Regions from separate parts of the Homo sapiens genome. Here region 2 is linked to region 1. The links are chromatin loops, found by intact Hi-C in ENCODE. Cell type or tissue: ovary. All regions are shown on one strand. Links, peaks and the distances in the headings refer to the core of each region. The heading gives the core; the rest is flanking DNA. Region 1 overlaps GRB10 (growth factor receptor bound protein 10). Region 2 overlaps GRB10 (growth factor receptor bound protein 10).

Region 1 (8,334 bases), core at 114-8,113:
CAGCTACATAATGAGTTTTTAGAGCACATTTTTCCATTTGTTATTCAAACACAATTAGTCACATAGTTTAACCCTGTTAGTAATAGGACATAAATCTTGTCTTAGCTCCAATCAGCTCTTCTCCCTCTGCTTAATTTTAAAAATTAATTTTCTGGAACCACAGTAATCACTTTGGATAAGGGTTTGTGCATACAATTATTTACTAATGATCAAAATTAGGTCTCCTGAGGCTTTAACTGCATGCAATATGTTAGACCATCTTTGCTGAGAAAAACTAGTCCTGGCCTCCCAGTGCAGGTTGTTTCACAGAATGTATTGCACGGAGAGAATGCTCTCTCCTGCAAATGTGTGTCTGCAACTGGGCCTGTCCCGAGCAGTTTGCTGGTGGGCCTTGCTGAGGATGGACTTCCTCCATCCTTTAGCCCCTTCCACCCGCTGGCAAGCCCTGTTACTCTTAGCACCTCCACAGTCTGCCCGTGTCACCTTTTCTGGTGCCTTTGGAGATCAGAAGACATTGGGGCCTGAGCCTAACTGCAGTTTACCCTGAGTGCTGGGGACCCTGAGGGGTGCTGGCTGCAGTGGGTTGGGTCTGCAGCCCCCAGGGCCTTGGCCCTGGCGGGATGGATAAGATGCTGCGCCATCACAGGATGGTCCCTTGTGGCTTCACGCACGCAAGAGTCAGCATGAGGTGCACTTCAACTCATCCCGCCATTTTCAAGTTAAAATCCTCTGTCCTCGGCCCCCCTCACACCTGCATCTCTAACTCCTTTCCTTCTGCTACTGCGTGGCTCCTGTCTCCCAACGGAAGCCACCTGCCTGTAACCATTTCCCGTCTGCACCGAGAGGCCACGGTGTGGAGGGGGAGCTCCTGCCCACGGCACTTGGAAGGTGCTGGGGCAGAACCCAGCTCCAGCGCTGATGTGTGGCAGCATCTCTGGAAACTTCCATTTCCTGCTCTGTCTGAGGAGGCGGGGCCCTGCTGATGTCTCTGTGTCTTGGAGCTCAGGACAGTCAAATCTGCACCACGGCTGCCTCCCCTCTTGCCGTGTGAACGTGGCAGGACGTCCACTCCACCCCACTTCCTGCATGGACATGGCTCCATGGCTGTGCCCTACCTCCCTTCCTGCATGAATGCAGCACCACGGCTGCACCCCCCACTTCTGTGGTTGTGGCATGATGGCTGCACCCCCACTTCCCATTTGAATGCGGCACCGCAGTTGCGCCTCCCTGCCACTTCCCCTGTGGACGCGGCATGATGGCTGCACCCCCTACTTCCCACGTGAACACGGCACCGCAGCTGTGCCCCCATGCCCCTTTACTGCATGAACGCGGCACCACTACTGTGCCCCACCCCTTTGCCACGTGATCACTGCCTTCATCAGGAGTGACCACGAGACATGTGCTCTTAAGGAACCTGAGGCCCAGGGAGGATAAAGTCATCTTCCAAGGTCATTGACAAATACATCACAAAAAGTGGGTTTAGACTCAGGACCCGAGCTTCTAGCTGTCTTCTCAGTGTGCCACAGCAGTGCCCCAGACGACAGAAATGCATTTCAGTACGCCTAAGTGAACTCTCAACTTGTCATTCAATTACTTATGAGGGGACGCGTGAATCCCTGAAACCGTGCAAGCAAAACCCACACATGTAGCAGATCCCATTGCATTGCTCACCATCATTTATGCCCTCCGGCGTGGCCACCACTGAAGGATGGATGTTCTAACCTTATGGTCCTGTAATATGCTCCTCTAGGTGAGGGGCTGTCCTGGACAGGCTCTAGACAGAGATGAGTTTGCTCTACTGTCTGCCTTCCAAGACTTGGGCTACCCGGAGAAGAGACGTGGGCACACACACTATTGCACAGCTGCTTAGCTCAGCATGGGAGATAGGTGCAGGACCCAGAGCGACCTGGGAGCAGCCCTGCGTCCAGCCTTGAGCGTTGGCAGGTTCGGGTGTCCTCGGTGACTGTGAGCATTGCATTTGAGCCAAGGCTTTAACAGCAGGGTGGCCAGGACATGTTTTTTTCAAAGGGGGGCTTGGCTAGGCTCCCTCAGCTCTCCGTGGTTTGAGTAGGGTCTAGCTTTCTGGGTTTCAGTCTTCCTCTGGCGTTGCTGAGGTGACTGAGATCTCTTCACGTTTTTTACCTCTCATTTTCTAGAATGCCAGTTACCTGAGTTGTCCTGAGGGGGAAAAAGCCATGCAGGTTCAGTAAGTTTGGGAAATTTGGCATCGTCTATCGTTTTCTTGGCAATTCTACATTTCCCGTTTGATTTTAGAGGATCTGAAAAATCTTACAGAAAAAGAAAACCTACCTATTCACTCAAGCTAAGCTAGAGCATCTGAAACATTTGTGATCACAGAAGTGCTTTAGAGACAGCACCTGTAAACTTTACACAGAACGCACTTTGGGAAAGGGTGCTAAATTGCCCATGATTATTTTTAAAATGGTGAATGTCATCCTCACTTTTTTAGACTTTTCTGGCAGCTTTGCTAAAGCGGAGGTCTCTCACAGCTCTCTAGGGACCGCAGCCCCTGCAGTCTGAGAATAATCCCGAAGGCCCGACGTGACGGCACCTGCATGTTCCCGTGTTTGCATCAGAGCAAGTGATGCAATTGCAGCGAGGCAGTCGTGACCTGGAGCAGACCACTTGTTTGGCTAAATATGACACAGGAAATCAGTGCAGGAATCTTATGTGAAATCCCAACTACTAGTGTTTCTCCGGAGTACAAATATCTTTTAAAATATAAACCTCTGAATTTGAGGGGCCTAAAACAGATATTTTACTGTAGCATTGAATACCTCTTGATATCTATAGCTGTCAAGAGCATTGGAAATGTGAGCACTTAAATTATATACGTCTTTCACAGGAAGAATCACCATAGTTTTGCCAAAAATCTAAGTCTGTGCCTTGCCCACCTGTGGCCATCTACGTGAGGCTCCTGTGGACTCAAAGGCAAGGGCAGTGTGCAGTCATTGGTTATCGGTGGCCATCAGTGCTTTCACAGAGACCGCCTATTTTGCTAGCAACAGGAAGTAATTTTCCTTGGCAAACTGATTTGCTAATTCTTGCTGCTGCTTTGACTCGAAATTTCATCAGGTAAGGGGGAACCACTAGACAATGCACTTTCCCCAATTTACCTACCTGACAGCTTCTGCCATAAATGACTGCGAGCAAACAGCCTGCTGGTTTGTGTTTGGTTTTGAGTAGGAATCCACAGTTCACCCACTGGAGAAGCCTGTTACACTCACTGAACGTGGACATTGGCGCTTTATTTATACCTGTGAGCAGCCACGGAGGGACTTTTCTTTTCTCCTGCAATAGGCGCATGTGGCAGGTCCACCCAGTTTAGGATAAAGTGTTCTAGAGTTTACAGTCGAGAAGTGTTAGGCCTCTGGGTCTTGGTTGAGACCCAAGATGAGATGGGCCATCTAGGCCACTGCCTGGACAATGGCCATCTCTTTTCCTCCATGTCTTTTCTGTTTTTCTTTCCTTAGGCTCTCGCCTCAGTCTCTTAACTGGCTGAAGGACAAGTAGTTTGAGTAATAAAAATGTAAAAAAGAAAAAAAAAAGAATTAGTGGAGGAAACCAAGTGAAAGTGTTTTGAAAATCCAAAAAATTCACAAGAGAATTTGGTAAACATCCTCCCTCTGCTGTTGGTGCCAAGTCTGGACATTTCTAGGAAAGAGAGCACAGACATAGTCCCTGTGTGGGAAGGTTTACAAGTACATACCCTCTGCTGGTGATTTTTATTTTTTGGTCCCTGAGAGAACCAAATGCTAATGACTAACATGGTTTATCTTTTACTTTGCCCTAAAATAGCATCTTCGCTGTCATCTTACAACAGAGATTCTCTAGAATCAGGGCAGTAGTTTCTAGCCCTATTTATAGAACCCTGGCATCTTCAGATTTATTTATATGAGGAAATCCCCGAAAAGATTTAAATGGGAACACCATGTACCGGCGCACATTCCTCTCTTTTTGTTCACGGGTAGTGTTTCCGCTCACACAGTCCCTGGTCTCTCTGCAGAATCCTGGAAGGGAATGAGAAGCAGTGTTGCCATGCCAGGAGCCGCGGGAACATCACAGACACTCGAGGAAGTGGGAAGCAACATTGCTTTCTTCTTCATTTAACCTTGGAGCCTAAGTGTGACTGCCCTTTTGACTCTGACCATTGAACTGGCACAAAAACAGTATTGTAACAGTATTAAAAACAAAGTCAGCTCTTTCCATCTGCCCAGAGTTTGGTCGAGTTCCTGGCCCCTCGGCATTTTATCAGGTTTTAGTAAAGGTGGATATAATTTTAGATATGTTTTCAGTTATTTAACATCTCATAAGTATTTTCTGTGTTTCTTAGTGTGGTCTTCCTAAAAAACACTCATGATAGCTGATACCTACATTGATGAGTACCGATTTGTGCCATATTTACCTACTTCACAGTGACCAGATAATTTGCATTGTCGTCCAGTGTCTGTGCTATAAATGATGCTTCACTGGGTGCCTGGAGTGCAGCTGTTGCCACATTTTGAATCCTTTCCCCAGGGTAGACCCTAGAAGTCAGATTCCTACTAAAAGGTTGAGGATGTTTTATAGCTCAGGATGTGTGTTGCTATATCTGTCTGCAAAGACCTGCTTATGTTGATTACCACATCCGGGATAGAGTGAGTTTCGGGACTTCCGAGCCCTGACCCCATTCCTGGAGCCTTTCTCCACCTCTGCATTCTCCCTAATGAGAGAGTGGCTCAGAGGCACCGCATGGTAGCACACGGTGGCTTTGGAAGCCTGCCTTCCCCAGCAGGGGTGGAACTCTGTGTCCCAGGTGGTCAGCAGCTGTTTGCAGGGACTCCAGGATTTGTGTCTTCAGAATACCGCAGACACCTTAGCAAGCCCTCTGGCTTTTCCGTGGCTATTTCTGGGTGTATAGTAATTTTATGACAAGTCAGGCCTGTGTGGCCCTGCAGTGACAGGGATGAAGGAAGAAGAGAGTCTAGTGGCGTTTGCATAGGCTACTGCATAGTCACCACATCGGGTCTCTGACCTTATGAGCTTAGAGATCTCCAGCATGTATTGTTCCAGTAGTTACACATCCTGTCTTTTTCAGCTGTGCAGCACAGCTCACTGCCGCTGCCTCCCTGACATGGTCTCAAGTCCACAGGATCGCCCTGGGACGGAGGATCAGAGTGACCGATAGCAAGCAAGGACCTTGGGTCTGCTTGTCTAAACCCCTCACATGTGTGCACATCTCACACTCTGCGCTCAGCCCGCGCCTGTCTCCTCAGGGTTCCAACTTCCCCTACCAGGACACAGTCAGGAAATAACGCCCTTACTGTCCTCTGTTCCTCTCTTGTGCCCATTCACTGATAGATTTTAGGTGGTTTCTACATGCAGGTACTGCCTGGGTGCTGGGGTCTGAGGCTGGCAGGGCAGACACAGCCTTGCCCTCTGGGAGCCCATAACCCAGTGAGAGAAACCAATGCTAATCACCTTATAGAGGCACATTATCACAGACAGTTTCCAACATGCTGCCAGGACATTCCATCATGTGGGGAGAGCTATCAGTGGGGCCGAAGATGAGGAATCCTTAAGTGCCTTGGAAGGCATACAGTGTTCCAGAAAGAGGGAATGAGGACAGTTGAGGAAGGCACAGGCACCCTGGATGGTGGCTGAGATAGTATAGAGGAGGCAGCGCCTAGGAAGCCAGGGCCTTAGGTGTCCCAGGAAGAGATTGGTCTCCAGGGCAAAGGAGGTCTCTGGCAGAGAGGGGAAAGCAGCTTTGTACTTTGCTTTGCCTGCTGCAGTGTGAAGGATGGACTGGGCTGGAGGAGGTGTGGGATAGCCGGTTGGGATGCAGGTGCAGGAGATGCTGACGTGTTATCTGGACTAGGGCAGTGGAGTGAAGTTGGACAGCTGAGTGCATCTAAGTAAAATTGGTAAGATGTGATTTATTGATTTCTCATAGTTTTCATGGTCTGTAAGACAACTTGCAGTTCTGTGTTTCCTCTGTCTTTAAATATACGTTCAACCTAACGCTCAGGTCATTTCTAGATACCATTCTCCAATAAAAGGAGCCAGGGCTGCCTGGGAGATGCTTAAAGAATGAAGGGGACATGGCATAAAGACACAGGAGCCAGCATGAAGGGCCAGGGGAAAATAATAACTTACGTGTGTGGAAACACCTGGCAGACACTCTTCCCAGGTGAGCCACACTGATGTCACCAAAAAAGGGTCAGGGCAGCATTGTGTGGCTCCTGAGCTGTGGCACCCAGGGGGACACAGCATCTCTACAGCTAATCTCAAAGGGACGTCAGCTGAACCAGAACCAAGAGACATTCTAGAGAATGACCTCGGGTTTTGAGGTCATAGAAGACCCCCACAGAAACAAAAGCCAAAAACAAAACCCAAATCTGAGGAACTAAAGAGCCAAGGCAGTCAAACGCAGCTTGGGTCCTGGACTGAATCATGAACCAAGAACAACATTGTTTTTGTTTTTTTTCCCTTTTCTAAAAGGACAGGAGTCAGACACTTGGCTAAATTTGGATGAGGTCTGTAAATTAGCTAATGGTAGTATATCAGTGTTAATTTCCTGATTTTGATCATTGTACTGTAGTTATGCGAGTGTTCTTGTTTGTAGGAAATATACACAAAGCCATCTAGCAGGAAAGGGGCGAGATGTCTGCAACCCACTCTCCTAGGTAGGTAGGGAAAGAGAATGGGAATTTGATAAAGCGAATGGGGTGAAATGTTAATATTTGGAGTACTAAGGTGAAGAATATATACAGAGAGTTTTTGTATTGCTTTTTGCACATTTTTTGTAAAAATGCTAAACAAATTATTTCAAAATAAAATTATTTCAAAATAAAATGCTAAACAAAGAAAAACCCCTGCTTAGAATCAAAAATGTGCCTCTTAACATGCACTGATGCTGCAGTGAGCTCTTTCTAGAGGAGAAACCTCACAGAAAACAGAACTGACCAGGTCATCCCACAGTAATTCTCCCTGTTGACCAGAACCTCGTCTGTTAAGGCCAGACCAGGGCAAGCTCTGCAGAGGTGCCCTTGCCTGGGACTCTGTGAGGCTTGGCAGCGGCCACCTGAAGGCAGGAGAATATTTATTGCCATCAACTGATCTGTCTCTGGTTTTTCACAACTCGGGATCAAGGCACGCTCTGAGCTGGTGCTGTTGGCCATGGGAAACACTCGCAGAGCCACCTCCCTGGGACCCCGTGGTGCCCTAGGCATCCCCAGGCATTCCCCACACTTCAGGAGAAGCTGGGGACATGCTGCTGCTTCCTTCCTTCTTTCCAAAAGCCATGGAATACTCATAATTCTGTTGGCAGAACACACTGTGCAAAGGGGGTTGTCTCTTCCATGCTCAGCTTCCTTGTGTATAAACGTCATCCGAGGGCGGGGGATTCCTGAGCCTTCAGCCCTTGAGCCTCAGCATACTGTGAAAGGTTCCCGAGAAGACGGAACACAAGGGAATAAAGACCTCATGGTCTCAAGCACAGTGACAGCCGCATGGTTACACTTCTAGCTGGATTTATATTAGTGTCTGTAATCACTTACAGTTCAAGAGGAAGATCTTGTTATCATTGTGAGCCCCTTCCAGCCTGTACTTCAGAGGTCCCTTTTTGATCTACCAACTTTACTTGGGTAGCTTCTTCATGTAGCCACCTGGGGGATGGCAGGGGTGGCTAGTCATGGACCCTGTGAACAGTGGTGAAGCGTGTGGAAGGAAAACTTAAGTCTCTTCCCGATGCATCGTTTCACCAGCCCGGGGAGGCCAGCGGCTGAAGTGGTCTCTGGCAATTTCCAAGGGGAGGAGTGTGGGAGAACTCAGAGGGCTGGGAGGGCTCTTCCTGCCTGGGGAGGGTTGTGGCTTGGAACACATGCAGGGCAGTTGTGCAGAGCCTAAGCTGCACGTGTGTACACACACCTGCACTTGTTGTGTGCTGTTTCCTATGAGATGAAAATGTCAGACCTGAAATCTCTTCCTGAGTCCCCCACTCTCTTGGCTGTCCCAGTTGCAGCGGGTGGGGCTGGCCGAGACAAACAGCTTTTAGTGCAATAGCGTCTGGAGGCTGTGGGAGATTAGTTGTACTCCTCTTGTGCAAGCCCTTATGTATGCTGTGGCTGTTCCCGGCTTCATGGGCGGTGCTGCAGCACAGCACAGACTCTTCCTGCTGTGGCTACCTCCTGCTGCCCCACCACACAGTCCTCCCTCGGAGCATGCACTGGGGCCCACGGCCTAGGGCTGACAGTGCCTAGGAAGACGGTGCCTGCCTGCTGCCCGTGCCCAGGAAGATGCCTTGCTCCTCATCGTACTGGGGCCAGCTGA
Region 2 (8,334 bases), core at 211-8,210, 62 kb after region 1:
ACCTCGAAAAACAGCACAAGATTCTGGACAGACAGTATAACAACAGCATTTTCCATAGCTTTATTCTCAAACGGTGTATGCAGTTAGAAAGAGACATCAGAGCCTTAAATAAGCCCGTCAAGTATTCCTGAAATCCCAGGATCCAGGCAGCTCCCCTCCCATCCCCGTCCCCACCCATGCAGCTGAGCGTGTGCGCGCACATACTCGTGCTTTACCAGCCCTGCACTGAATTTGCCGCCTGCTTCCTTCCTGTCTTGCCACCCATGCCCGTCCCAGAACTGCAGGAGAAGGATCTTTTTAAGGGGAAATCTAGGTCTGTAGTCCTCTCTGCCAAACAATCCCACCCCACCCCCAACACCATGCTTATCCCCCCAGGGCATGTGGATGCCCCCCCTGCCATGCCCACACTCATGGTCCAGCCCCACTGGCCTTCCTGCTGTGCCAGGCATCGATCCCTGTGTCATCTGCCTGTGCAGTCCCTCTGTCTGCACTTCATGCCCCTCCACATGTTGGAAGGAAACCTCTTCGGCAAAATTTGAATTCTTTGAAGCTTTCCCTTCTCCCAACCGCAGAAAGAGAGGTGTTATCCCCAGGACTCACATAGCACCCTTGTAAGAGGGATACTTTCACTTTTCGTCTGCTTTTCCTGCTGAACCAGGAACTCCTCCATGACTGGCTGTGTGACCTTGGGGAAGTTGCTTAGCTTCTCTGTGTGTCACTTCCCTTATCATTGTGAAATGAAGATAACAGTATCACCATGAAGATGAATGAGTTAATACATGCATGAAACACTTTGCACGGTGTCTTGCTTGTAAACGTGGTCTAGATTGTACTCTGATCACTGTCGGGTCCTGTCACAAGGGGCTCTTCGTTCATTTATGATGGACTGGTGAGTGCACCATCCCTAGCATCGATTCTTAAGAACTTACCTGGTTCTTGCCACTGTCCATCCTGGGCCGTGTTTACAACTTCTGAGCCTGGTTAGTAGTCACTTAACATGCTTAGCTTCTCCCTGGGCATCTTTCCTATAACTGCAATCCCCTTAGAAATCACTGGATTGTGGCAGTTGGCTGATTGCAGTGATTGTTATTTCAAGCTACCTTGTATTGCGTGTGATCATGCACAAAGCTGTATATACATCAGCCATGGTCTTCTCAATGGTCCTGTAAGAGAAGAGTTATTCTGGCTGGGTGCAGTAGCTCATGCCTGTAATCCCAGCACTTTGGGAGGCCGAGGTGGGCGGGTCACCTGAGGTCAGGAATTTGAGACCAGCCTGGCTAATACCATGAAACCCCATCTCTACTAAAAATGTAAGAATTAGCTGGGTGTGGTGGCGGGCACCTGTAGTCCCAGCTACTTGGGAGGCTTAGAGGGGAGAATCGCTTGAACCTAGGAGGCGGAGGTTGCAGTGATCTGAGATTGCACCATTGCACTCCAGCCTGGGTGACAAGAGCAAAACTCCATCTCAAAAAAAAAGAGGTGTTGTTCCCCTTCTGCAGATGAAGAAATTGAGGCTGAGAAGAGAAGTTGCCCAAGATGATGAAGCTAATAAGTGACCTATCCAGGATTCCTGCTGATGCCTAAGCCATGCCATTCTCCCCGCATAGCAGTCATCTCAGATAGACAACCTTCAGGCATTCCCTATAAAGCTCAAGCCTTCCAGCAGCCTTGGGACTTCCCAGGGTGAGCCTGCCCCTCTCAGGGGTACACGTCCCTCTCGGGTAAACAGGCCTGGGCCATGCTGCCATTCACTCGTCTGTAGCTTCCCATCTGCAGAAGGAGACAGCAGATAGTTAACGGCAGAGAAAGGGACGCCCCACATTTTCCTCTAGTTAGAGCTGAAGCTCGGCAAACTTCTGGGTGTCAGAGTAACGATGTTTTATTTGGAATGACATGACTCTGACAAGTCTTTGAGGTGGGCACAGCTGCCCAGCATGCACCAGCGCTTGGGAGAAGAACTGGATCTCCTTGTCTTCTCTCTGGCGGTGCCGCGTGTTCCCCAGTGGGGTCTGAGCTTCCTCACGCCGTCCCATCTGGCCTGACCAAGCCAAACCATGGAATCCCATTCTGATCGGTGTTTCCCAAAGTATATCCTGAAGCACACAAGGCCTGCAAAGTGCTATTTTAGAAAGGGTGGGGGAGGTTTCTACATAGGTAAGATTGGAAAACTGCTAGGCAGTTACCATGAATATTCACATATTTAAGGCTCTGAGAAGTCCTGTAGTAAAATATATTTCTTTTACCTTTTCAGCATGGGATTTTCCAGTCTTATTTAACTGCTTTCCATCTTCACATTACAATCTAGACCTGGTGATTTTGCTGATGATTGTAGTTTGGTTTTGGATACATTTAAAGTGAGTTCCTTTTCAGGCCATTTCTTCTTTGTAGCTTTCATTGGATCTTTCTTCGCTTTCTGATGTATAACTATCTTTTCAGCTAACTCCAGATTTTCTCATGTAAGAGCAATGATTTTATGCCTTTTTTGTGCTATTCTAATTTAGGATTAAAAAAAAATTTTAAGGTTGTAGAAAGGTTGTAATAGTAATAGGATGAACTATACACACTTCGCCCAGATACCCTTATTAAGATTATGGCACATTTGCCTTTGTTCTTAGTTACTGTTTTTTCTTCTGAACCGTTTAGGAGTAAGTTGTGGCATGATGTCCCTTTAGTCTGAATTATTACAGTGTAAAATTTCTAAGAACAAGAACTTCTATAACCACAGTACCTTATAAAAACCAGGAAGTTAACATTGACGACGCAGTTCATTGTCTAATCTATACCCTTCTTCCTAATTGCCTCCTTTATAGCAAAAGAACATCTTCATCCTAAATCTTCTCTCCCAGCATGTATTCATAATCTTGACCTGCGTTTCGAGTAGAAGCCAATTCTTGTAGAGTGTGCCTGGGCTCAGCCTAGGCTCCTCACTCATGGTGAGATTCAGGCTATGCATTTTTGGCGGGAGCACCCCCGAAAAGTGATGTTGTGTCATCTTCAGTACATCGTCTCCGGAAGCCCTCAAGGTCAATTTGTCTCATTGCTAGTGGTGGTAATTTAGACACTTGATGAAGAAGATGCTGTCGGCCGGATTTCTCCACTGTAAAGCTATTATTTTCCCCTTTGTAGTAAATAAGTATTAACAGTACAATACTTTGATGCCATGAAAATACTCTTTTTTCTCATCCACCTTTCATCTGCTGGTTTCAGCATTTGTTGAAGATCCCCCCTCCTTCGTTAATTGTTAGTTACTACAGTAATTGCCAAAGGGTAGTTTTTGAATACATCTTGCCTTTATTTATTGGCTGACATTCTCCTCCAAGAAAGATTTTCATCTTCTCCCGTATTAATTTATTTGCTTATTTATTTTTAAATAATACTACAGACACGGATTCCGATTTCATGGGTTATGATTCATTACTTTTAAAATTCATTTTGATGCCCAGATTTAGTCATCCTGCCTCCTGTGTCTTTTTGACATGTCCTCATTATTCTTTGAGCACTTCTTGATATGCAGGCACAAAATAATCCTTTTCATCCTATAGTTTCCCTGCCCTAACCCTGTAGTCAGGCATATCCCCAAGGAGCCCAGCTTTTTTCCAATGGAGAATGACAATTCAGAATTACCGTCTTGGTGCTTGCCTGGTGTGCTGTTGCCCCTAGAGGCCACTTAAATGCCAAAGCACTGCACTGAAGCATTGTGGCTCCAAGCCTGTGTGTGTGTGTGTGTGTGTGTGTGTGTGTGTGTAAGAGAGTGTGTGTGTGTGATTAGTTCCAGATTTTAAAATATTTTAGCAATCAACTATTTTCCCTTCCCCAGGCTTTTTCTCCTCCGTGACAGCCAGAGTAATCCAAAGGCATTTGTACTCACACTGTGTCATCACCAGAAAATTAAAAATTTCCAGATCTTACCTGTAAGTATTGATGTTCTCAGACCAGTCCTTGTGGTTTGTTTTCTGGTTTCATTCTTAATGCAATTTTCAAGTTATAAACCGACAAGACCGGTAAGTATCAGACAGTTTCAAGGCTGCAGTTAAGAAACTTTCAAGAATTTCTTTACAGGTTTGTCTTTTGAAATTAGAAAAACATTTCCCTGGAAATAATCCTGAAAGTGGTGATAGGGTGTTGAGGCCCCCCTTGAGCCTGTGAGCTCTTGGTTGCAGCAGAAAGGGTACTGATGGGGAGGATCAAGGTCGCAGGAAGGGGAGGTGGAGGAGAATTAGCTGAGGGCCCACAGCTGAAAGGGTACTGATGGGAAGGATCAAGGTCACAGGAAGGGGAGGTGGAGGAGAATTAGCTGAGGTCGCAGCAGCTGTGAGCACGTGGGTCTGGAAGGCAGGAGTTGTGCAGCAGGATTGCCTGTTGGCTGCTGGAGTCTGAGGAGTCTTGTAATTTGTCCTGGTGTACACCAGGGCTATCCAAGAAGCGTTAAGTGGCCTCCCAAAGAGTAATTTTGTTTCTCCTTCCACATGGTCCTTGGATCTAAAGACCATTCTCCCTTTGAACAATTCCAAAAACTTCATTACAGAATACATTAATCAACACTACTTTTTTTGACAAAGCACTTTATGTTTGATTCGCCTGATGTTTACCTCTCACTTCAGTATGCCACAGTTCAATTCTAGTTCATGATTAGAGTGCTAGATCAGCGCCTACAAGAATTCAGTTTAGTTGAGAATACAATACACAAAATTAATAGCAGCTGTTTACATGCTGAATTGATAAATTCTGCAGGTAATGATAATGTTTGTGAAATGCATCCTGTGGAACCCAAACTCTACCAAAAGAGGCTGGCTGGACAGTTTCCTCTCAGAGATTCAATCTGCATGTCAGCAAAGAAAAAGCTCTGAGAAGGCTTAAATTAACTAAACTCACCTGTTTTACACAGTTGAACCTGGAGTTCTTCAGGCTTATCTGACCCCCAGGACTTTGTTATGATCTCAAGAATCGTGTAGTGACTGGCAGCCATGGACCATACAGGATGAGGAGGGTGTCTTGCTTAGCTTTTGTGAGCCAGGGGAAGGCAGTGTGCCACGCACTGTCTTTTCTGTGGCTGCTTGCTTCCTGCTGTGTGCTGACATCCCCACCTTACTCGTGAGGAAAATGAGGCTCATGGCTGTCAGTGGCTTTTCCTGCACCGCACTGGGGTGAGGAACAGAATCTGGGGTTGAGCCCAGCCTTCCCAGCTTCCAGCCAACCTTATATGCAAATACAGGAATTACTGTCCTAGGGAAAGTGCTGCATAGACAATCCTTTTTGTTCTTCTACTGCATTATATTATTCACACAGTTATAATTCTTTTAGCTCAAAATATAAAATGAAAAGTGATTGACATTTTAGGCTGGATGAGTAAATTAAAAAAAAAAAAGAAAGAAAGGGGGCTTTCGTGGTAGGCAGAGTGTGTAATGCCCAAATCCTACAAGTAACAAAAGAACAGCAACTTGGGACTTAGGGCATTAGGTGTGCAGCCTCTGTGTGTGAAAACTGGCTGTGGGATGTGCTGTTAGCTCTAGCAATGGTTTTAGAGTTACGAAGTGGTTCCAAGCTCATTAATTAGCCAAGCCTTAAGGCTGACCTATTCCCTGTGAACAACACGACCTCCTTTCAGCAGTGTTTTGCACTGTACTACAGTCATCCAACTGAAAACTCACTGAGTTAAAATAGGTGTTAGGAATATGATTCTCTCTGGGAGATACTGTGGCATTCCCCTGCTTTAATAAAAATAACTGCCCCATATTCAGGGACCTAGGAACGGAATTTACCTGCGTGAGCTTATTAATCCCTCATAGCCACCCAACAGTTGCTTCATCATGGAGCAGAGTAAACCCCTGGGGCCTCAGGAGTTGGCTGAGGTCGTATAGTGAGGACCCAGGTTTGTGCAGTCTTCTCGGGGCATGCTGTGTGCAGTGGGTACTTACAAGTTAACTGGTAAATGTAATTCTCATGAGCTGGGTGAACTGGGGGCAACTTCGAGCCCTTCCCCTTGACCACCTTAGGGAGCAGGGGAGCTAGCTGTCCTCAGCAGCCTCCGCAGCCCACCCAAAGTCTGTCCCTCGCTCAGGGACATGGCAGCCCCCAGCACACATCCTCTGCTCCCGTCTTTCCCGCCCCTGGTGTTTTCTAGCCTACCTTGCCCTGTGTGTCCCTCTGGAATCAAATCATGGGCAGATGTAGCTGCTGCTGGCCGTGGGCCCCGTTCTGTTCCCTGAGGTGGCAGCCTCTAACCTGGCAAGTGTTCTTGTGTCTCTCCAGTGCGAGGACGACGGGCAGACGTTCTTCAGCCTAGATGACGGGAACACCAAATTCTCTGACCTGATCCAGCTGGTTGACTTTTACCAGCTGAACAAAGGAGTCCTGCCTTGCAAACTCAAGCACCACTGCATCCGAGTGGCCTTATGACCGCAGATGTCCTCTCGGCTGAAGACTGGAGGAAGTGAACACTGGAGTGAAGAAGCGGTCTGTGCGTTGGTGAAGAACACACATCGATTCTGCACCTGGGGACCCAGAGCGAGATGGGTTTGTTCGGTGCCAGCCGACCAAGATTGACTAGTTTGTTGGACTTAAACGACGATTTGCTGCTGTGAACCCAGCAGGGTCGCCTCCCTCTGCATCGGCCAAATTGGGGAGGGCATGGAAGATCCAGCGGAAAGTTGAAAATAAACTGGAATGATCATCTTGGCTTGGGCCGCTTAGGAACAAGAACCGGAGAGAAGTGATTGGAAATGAACTCTTGCCCTGGAATAATCTTGACAATTAAAACTGATATGTTTACTTTTTTTGTATTGATCACTTTTTTGCACTCCTTCTTTGTTTTCAATATTGTATTCAGCCTATTGTAGGAGGGGGATGTGGCGTTTCAACTCATATAATACAGAAAGAGTTTTGAATGGGCAGATTTCAAACTGAATATGGGTCCCCAAATGTTCCCAGAGGGTCCTCCACACCCTCTGCCGACTACCACGGTGTGGATTCAGCTCCCAAATGACAAACCCAGCCCTTCCCAGTATACTTGAAAAGCTTTCTTGTTAAAATAAAAGGTGTCACTGTGGTAGGCATTTGGCATATTTTGTGGACTCAGTCAAGCAACCACAGTCTGTTAATCATTTCTCTATGCTCAGATGTCAGATCCTCTTGTTATTAGTGTGTCTTGTTCTGCACAGTGCAGGAGACTTTATTCCTTTGGAAAATTCACTGTTCCACAAACAGCAGGCTGAATGGCCTCGCCTCTAGATTGACGTGGGCCAGCCTCCTTGAGACACACCTGGCACCCGTCATCGGCCAGCGGTGGATGCTGCATAATCCACCTGGGTACTTCAGCCTTGCGTTTCCACAGCCTTCAGCCTGTTCTAGAACGATCACTGCCTTACCCCTGCTGCTGCAGTGGTGTGAGTCGTTTCACGGCTGATGTCCCTCGGGGGATTAAAGGATCTAAAGAGAAAATGGCACCTGGTTGTCTTCGTGCTGTGTCTCATGGGTTTCCATAGTGATAAAGACAAGGAAACGCTGCAGGGGCCACAGGCACAGGCTGATATTTAAAGATCTTTGCTTGCAGCCCTCCGTCCTGCTGAAAACCCCCATAAGCCAGTGAACACAGAGCAGCTAGAGGCTCCTCCTCTGCTGGCTTAGGGTCAGAAGTACCTCACAGTGGTTGTGGACATGGAAGAGTTTTGTCAACACAACACTTTGTCCCCGCTCCGGGAGATGAGTCAGATGGTGGCTTGAGTTGTCACTTGGTCCCCTCCGCCCCTCGGGTGGCCCCCTTTGCCACGTCCCCTTAGCTTAGTGATCAGGTGTGAGAGTGGCCATTTCCTTACCTTTGATCCCTGTAAAGCAGAAAGGACTCCTTTGACAGGCGACAAACTACTGTGGTGAGCAGAATGATTTCCTTTTTCAAGACAACACCTGCCTGGCTTCTATTAATGTGTGCTGGCCATGATATTGCCCCAAATCCGCCCCACTGAAGTGTTCCCTAAGGAACAGCATTTCTCTGCTCCTCAGTCAACCCCCGTAGCCTAGAGCAGTGTCACAAGCTTCAGTAAGGCCAGTCAGCTGGAAGTCAGTCTACCGTATAGTAACACTGTATGTCAGTCTACAGACCACACTCTAGTTGTTTTCCATGAAAGGTATACAAATGAAGAATTTTCTAGCAAAACATGTTTTTAACCATCAGTGCTCAATTGCATTTTCTTCCTTTCGCAGCCAGTCAGTCTTTCAAACTATTGACAGTAAGATAATTCTCACGTTCACACCTGGTGGCAGGCTTCACTGTAGGGACGGACATTGCAGTTACACCACGATTCCTTCCTCTTCACTGGCTCGAGGTAAACCCTTTTCAAG

The links. A loop is a pair of places that touch in the nucleus more often than their neighbours do. Peaks named below come from ENCODE experiments on the same cell type or tissue, not always from the same donor. Only the 100,000 strongest peaks of a DNase experiment are listed, where the experiment ranks them.
Region 2: it touches region 1 in a loop (2.1-fold over the local background); 2 of 110 quality-filtered maps call a loop at or near these places.

The regions. Positions count from the first base shown.
Region 1 is chr7:50,653,123-50,661,456 of GRCh38, reverse strand. All of the region lies in intron 7 of GRB10 (growth factor receptor bound protein 10), which reads left to right. Among named protein-coding and RNA genes, the nearest start is that of DDC, 92 kb to the right of the region's middle. RefSeq lists enhancers at 1,868-2,037, 7,940-8,334. In ovary, for the core only: a CTCF peak has its summit at 3,738; DNase peaks (open chromatin) are centred at 1,182, 3,966, 7,396, 8,096 and 1 weaker place; H3K27ac peaks cover 1,009 bases.
Region 2 is chr7:50,591,014-50,599,347 of GRCh38, reverse strand. It overlaps GRB10 (growth factor receptor bound protein 10), which reads left to right. Exons shown (of 19, transcript NM_001350814.2): 18 at 3,818-3,911; 19 at 6,250-8,334. The coding sequence ends at 6,396. Among named protein-coding and RNA genes, the nearest start is that of DDC, 30 kb to the right of the region's middle. In ovary, for the core only: a CTCF peak has its summit at 3,683; no DNase peak of the experiment used is centred there.